Regions from separate parts of the Homo sapiens genome. Here region 2 is linked to region 1. The links are chromatin contacts, found by Hi-C or POLR2A ChIA-PET in ENCODE. All regions are on one chromosome and are shown on one strand. Each heading gives the region's core, a stretch centred on a gene start or an enhancer-like site at or near the end of the contact. The rest is flanking DNA. Distances are from core to core; before and after follow the strand shown. Region 1 has its middle 63 kb from the start of UGT2B15. Region 2 overlaps UGT2B15 (UDP glucuronosyltransferase family 2 member B15).

Region 1 (3,264 bases), core at 673-3,172:
CTAAATTTTTGTGGCCATGGGACAGACAAGGATCCCATCTTTAGCTGAACTAAGGAAAAGTCCTGAGACTCCACCACCAGACCCATCTTGCAAAAAATGCTAATGGGAGCTCTTCAGTCAGAAAGAGTAAAACACTATCATGCAAAAAGTAACTTTTCAAGGTATAAAAACAAGTGGTAAAATTGAGTACATGCAAAAACCCAGAATAAGCTAGTACTGAATTTGTGTTCTGCATTTCACCTATCCCAGAAAACATAACAACTATAGCAACCGGTTAAGAAACAGATGATATACAAATATGTAAATCAAGATAACTATGAGTCAAAATGGGTAGGTGATTGAGTTAAAGTATATACATTTTCTGTGACTTTTGCCCTTATTTATTTTATAATTTTATTTGCAATCTAAGTTGTGATCTCTTTAAAATAACATGCCATATCTCTAAAATGGTTTTCTGTAAGTCTACTGGTAACCACAGTTAAGAAATCTATCATTGATGTACTTAAAAAGCAGCAACTTGAAATATACTACCAGAGACAATCACCTAATTATGAAGAAAGACAGGAAGGAAGGAAGAGAGGAGTCTAAAAACAAACAGTAAACAATCAACAAAATGGCTCTAGTAAGCCTTACTTGTCAATAATAAAAATGGATGTAAATTGTCTCAGTTCTCAGTTAAAAGACATAGAATGGCTGAATAAAGAATCATGCTGCCTTAAAGAAACCCACTTCACTTATAAAGCCATACATAGACTGAAAGTGAAGGGATGGCAAAATATATTCCATGCAACTAGAAACCAGAAAAGTACAGGTGTAGTTATAAACAGATTACAAATCAGACGGGAAAAAAAAAACAAAAAACAAAGACAGTAACTACATGATAATGAAGGGGTCAGTTTAGCAAGATTTAGTCATTATACTTACCAAAACCTGAGCTCTCAAGCATGTAAAGCAAACATTAACAGACCTAAAGGCAAAACTAGCATGCAACACAGCAATAGTAGGAGACTTTAACACCCCATTCTCTGTAATGGAAAGATTATCCAGGAAGAAAATCAACACAGAAACATCAGAGTTAAAGTACACACTAGATATGAAGGGCCTAACTGACATATACAGAAAGTTTCACATAATTGCTGTAGAATAGACATTCTTTTTATTAGCACAAAAAATGTCTCCCTTAATTCTATGATAGGCTACCAAACAAGCCTGTACAAATTCAAAAACACAAGTATCATATGAAGTATATTTTCTGACCACAATGAAATAAAACAAAAAATAAATTAAAAGAAGAATCTGGAAAACAGACATGAACACATGGAAATTAAACATACTGCTAAATGACAAACATGTCAATGAAGTTATTAAGAAGAAAATTTAAAAATTTTGTGAGACAAATGAAAATGGAAGTACAGCATACCAACATCTATGGAAGATGGCCAAAAAAACTGTAAGAAGAAAGTTTCTTGTAACAAACATCTGTATCAAAAAAGTTGAAAGACTTCAAATAACCTAATCCTATACATCAAAGAACTAAAAAAGCAGGAACAAACCAAACCCAAAGCTAATAGAAAGAAAGAAATTATAAAGACCAGAACACAGTTAAATAAATTTGAGGCTAAAATAAACACAATACAAAAGATCTATGAAACAAAAAGTTGTTTTTTTGTGAAGATGATGGAGAAGAAAAGAGAAAATCAGTTAAGTAAACAATTAAGGCTGGTCCTCAAAAATGCTGCCTTCCTGAAAACTCACAACTACAGGAAAAATAGAGCAGCTTGGGGAAAAACTCAGACTGCAGAAGCTGCCTGCCTAAAAAAAAAATCACAGCTACAGTGCACCTGCACAGATAAGCCACAGATAAGCAGGCAAGGCATGCAATGTCCAGCATAGAAACCCTTTGCTCTTTGTATGATTAGTAAGCTCCCAGGAAAAAGTGTCCTCCCCTTTTCAGACATGTACACAGTGGGCTCCATGGGAATTTGCAAAGAGAGGAGGGGGGTGTACCTAAAACAAACCCATCATTATACAAACGCAAGAAACAGCACTTTGTGCTTTCCTGGAGACATATCCACAATGACAGAGAATAACTGGGAGATATGCAGGCGGTTTTATAGATAAGAAAAGTTACTCAGTTACAGAGATGAAACTATGCAGGCAGTTTTATAGATAAGAAAAGTTACTCAGTTACAGAGATGAAAGCAGTTCCTCATAAGAGCTTTTGAATACAACCGTAACACAGCAACCATCAGGGAACCCTCTCCACTGCCGAGAGCTTTGTTTTTTTGTTATTAAATTTTTGCTCCAACCTCACCCTTTGTAACCACGCTTCTTAATTTTTTTGGTCCTGAGATCACAAGCTCTGATAACACCTTAGACAACCAGACCAGTGACCCTGACTTGTTTCAAAGATCAATGATGTTAACAAACCTTTAGCTAAGTTAAGCAAGAAAAACATAGACAAGATGCAAATAAAAACCATCAGAAATGGAAAAAGAAGAGACATAAAAACTGAGACCAAAATAATACAAAACTATTAGAATTGTTATGATAAATTAATAGTAAACCTAGAAGAAATATATGAATTTCTGGACTCAAAACTTACTAAGATTGAACTATAAAGCGGTTGAAAACATCAAACAAATAATAATGGGCAAGGGATTGAAGCTGTTATTGAAGTAATAAAATGTCTTTCATCAAAATAAAAAGGTTCAGAAACTTATGATCCCACTTTTGAATTATACCCAACATGTAACAGCTTGATACCAATCTGACTCAACCTTTTCAAAAAAAAAAAAGAAAAGAAAAAGAGAAATAAAAAAAAAAGGGAATAATTCAAACTCATTCTATGAGGATAATGTTACTCTTACACAAAAACAAAGCATGGGCATAACAAAACAATAAAACTACAAGCCAGTATCACTGATGAGTATTGATATGGTTTGGCTCTGTGTCCCCACCCAAATATCATCTTGAATTGTACTCCCATAATTTCCATGTGTTGTGTGAGGGACCCTATGGGAGTTAATTTGAATCACGGGGACTGTTTCTTCCATACTGTTCTCATTATAGTGAATGAGTCTCATGAGATCTGATGGTTTTATCTGGGGTTTCCACTTTTGCATCTTCCACATTTTCTGTTGCTGCTACCATGTAAGAAGTGCCATTCACCTCCTGCTCTGATTCTGAGGCCTCCCCAGCCATGAGGAACTTTAAGTCTAATTAAGCCTCCTTTTCTTTCTTTTCTTTTTTTTTTTTTTTTGA
Region 2 (3,017 bases), core at 416-2,915, 77 kb after region 1:
TTTTAAATATATGCAAACACATGTACACACACACAAAAGATTCTATGGCTTTTACTTCAGAACTTTAGCCATGAGATAAAAAAAATTGACCAGCTTGCAGACAAAAACCTGTTGAATCCATAGTGTGGTTTTTATCTTAATAGAAAAATAAAAGCAAATTTAAAGCAAGAAGAAAAGAATTTTTTTTAAAAAGAGAGAACTTAGGAACTCTATAGCTTGCAGGACAACCTAGGGTTCTTAATGTATATGTGCACAAAGACCGTATTACCTTCATTTTACATAAACTCTGCCAAGTAGAGGTGTCATAAAACCTACCAAGTGATATCAGGGGGTCATTCTTCTTGTTTTCTCATCATTCTTAGATTATTTGTTTCCCACTTTTTTTCCTAAAAGGAGGAACTGAGCTGTGGCCTAGGGTTTATGTGTGGTGAATCAATGTGTGCTGCTTGTGGGCAGTACTCCACAGTGTGTCACCACTGAGTTGTTTCCACCCTCTTACATGTCTCAGTTTCTCTCTCCAGAGGTGTATGACCTCTGAGAGGGCTCAAAATGCTGGGTGATCTGCCCTCATATGTGTTTCCTGGACTAGCCTTTTTTTAAAAGTTAATTTTTATTGGGGATTTCCCTGCAGGGCCACTCCATGTCACAGGGGGTCAACCCCAAGACACTCCCACAAGGCCCCCAGTTGCTTAGGGGTGCCTTTTGCCTGGGAGGAGCAGATGCCCTTTCACTTTGGAGCTGAGAAAACTCAGTCTCTCATTTTCCTATGTAAACCACAGTTCAGTTTCTCACACAAATCCACACAGACAAGCCAAATGAGATTAATTTGGGGAATAAAAACAATAGAGGAGACCCTTTACAACACATCTCCAAACTAGAATTAGGATTCTTAAACAACAACTTCCTAGGAGGAAAAAAATAGCAACAGTCAATACTACTTCCAGTAAACTGTACTCAGCCACCCCCTACTTTGTAACTCGTCTGCCATTACACATGCCAAGGTAAAATCCTCTCACAGTACAAGGTAATCTGTGGTAATCTCAAAGCCAAAGAGATCAGGTCATTCAACATAGGAAAACAGAGCTTTGGACTGAGAAAAAAATCTGCCCACAACTCTTGGAACTCCACAAAGAAAACAGACACCCCTAAAGGGGTGAGTGGTGCCTTTGTTCTGAATTCTTTAAAAGAGTTCAAGTCATTAGAAGCCTTCTCTAGATTTTTCATACTGCAAATGGCAAAAGGCAAAAGGAGGTATAGGGTGGAGGAAAAGTAAACAAAAGAACATTTGTTTTTTTAAAGACAGGAAGCAAACACAGAAACCAAGAGCATGGTTTTTAGGTTTTGTTTTGTTTTGTTTTGTTTTCTCTTTTGCGTCTGCAAAGAATTTTAGCCAAATTAGACAGGCTTTGTTACCCACAATTTGGAATTCTCACTCAGATTTGATCAAGTCAGGTAAAGTTCATCAAATCTGATGGGAGAAATACTGGAATGTACAAAAAAAAAAAAAAATCCCAGAAATGTGATCACTAAGCACTGTAATGGTAAGGAGAAATTAAGTCCAGCTAGTTGTTAAACATTAACCAAGACAAAACCGCAATTCAGCTGTTTACCTACGGATGGGTTTCAGGCCAAAACTGCCCTCTGCCATCCTAGAATCAGGAAAGAAACCTCAAATTCATCCTCCCTCCTGGGAGCGAGCTCAAACTCCATAGAGTTACCTGCCTTCCATTGTCATGGAAACAGGAAATCTTGCCTTTCTTGTAGGAAGCAAGTAAAACTCCAAAAAAAACAAAAAGGAGTTGTACAGCAAAATAAACTTCAGATCTTGTCTGAATTTTGGGGTATCAGAGATTCTCTGGAGGGGTTGCTCCCAGACCTCAGCCAATTGTCTTCTTTGTTTGAGCCATAAATTTAGCTCATGCTGGTACCAAGCACTGATAGGACATTTATCAAAGGTCAGGGAACCTCCACTCAGAATCTCTTCATGGTTACCAAAATATGAACCCTGAATATATGAGACAGTTCTCAGATAATTTAGAAAGTTTATTTTGCCAAGGTTGAAAATGTGCACCCATGACACAGCCTCAGGAGGTCCTGATGACATGTGTCCAAGGTGGTGGGGGGACAGTTTGGTTTTATACATTTTAGGGATACATGAGACATCAATCAACATATATAAGATGAACATTTGTTCGGTCCAGAAATGGGAGACAGCTAGAAACAAAGGCAGAGCAACTTGAAGCATGGAAGGGGCTTCCAGGTCATAGGTAGATGAGAGACAAATAGCTGAATTCCTTTGAGTTTCTGATTAGCCTCTCGAAATGAGGCAATTTGATATTCATTTATCTCAGTGAGTCAAGGGCTGACTTTGAATAGAATGGGAGGTAGGTTTGCCCTAAGCAGCTTAACTTTTCCCTTTAGCATAGAGTTTGGGTTGCCAAGATTTATTTTCCTTTCACAATCTCATGTGTCTAGCTATTATGTTAGAAATGTCATTATTTCTTTATATACAAAATTGATTATAAAAGTAACGACATTAAACGTGGGTATTCAACTTACCTCAAACTTTTAGTAGTTCTCATTACTTGACATCACTTCTTCTTATTTCTTCATCTTTTATATGGATTAACTAACTGATTATTAATCTCTTCAGAATTCTAACATGCTATGTTTTTAGAGTTCTATTCATTGAACAAGATATTTTCCTTGCCCTAACAGGTTCTATGGAGATTTGATGGCAAGAAGCCAAATACTTTAGGTTCCAATACTCGACTGTACAAGTGGTTACCCCAGAATGACCTTCTTGGTAAGATTCTGGAGAACAAACAGTGAATATATTAGTAACAGCAAATTGGAGTGATAATAGTTCAACATAAAACAAACATATTTAGCATTTATTATTGGAAAACTAAAAAACAAATCAAATTTAACTACTTTATATTTATTTTCCAGTCTTAGTATAAAAAGAATGCACTATAGTAGTTGGCATTTTATTACATACAGTCACATTCTTTATG

What was found. A loop is a pair of places that touch in the nucleus more often than their neighbours do. ChIA-PET counts read pairs that join two places held with the same protein, here RNA polymerase II (POLR2A). Pooled maps may share reads with other maps.
Region 2: a loop to region 1 is called in a map of Calu3, with 11 times the contacts of the local background. The contact joins two enhancer-like sites. A Hi-C loop is called at or near these places in 5 of 168 maps with a recorded cell type or tissue (Caco-2, Calu3, GM12878 and 2 more), 19 of 37 single-sample maps with no recorded cell type and 7 of 50 pooled maps. POLR2A ChIA-PET finds 5 or more read pairs at or near these places in 1 of 52 experiments (HepG2).

What each region holds. Positions count from the first base shown.
Region 1 is chr4:68,731,974-68,735,237 of GRCh38, reverse strand. No RefSeq gene overlaps it. Among named protein-coding and RNA genes, the nearest start is that of UGT2B15, 63 kb to the right of the region's middle. Within about 2 kb of position 1,922, at least 3 of the 41 ENCODE cell types and tissues checked have a DNase peak (open chromatin) inside an H3K27ac peak, as active enhancers do.
Region 2 is chr4:68,654,884-68,657,900 of GRCh38, reverse strand. It overlaps UGT2B15 (UDP glucuronosyltransferase family 2 member B15), which reads left to right. Exons shown (of 6, transcript NM_001076.4): 4 at 2,719-2,806. Among named protein-coding and RNA genes, the nearest start is that of UGT2B15, 14 kb to the left of the region's middle. Within about 2 kb of position 1,665, at least 4 of the 41 ENCODE cell types and tissues checked have a DNase peak (open chromatin) inside an H3K27ac peak, as active enhancers do.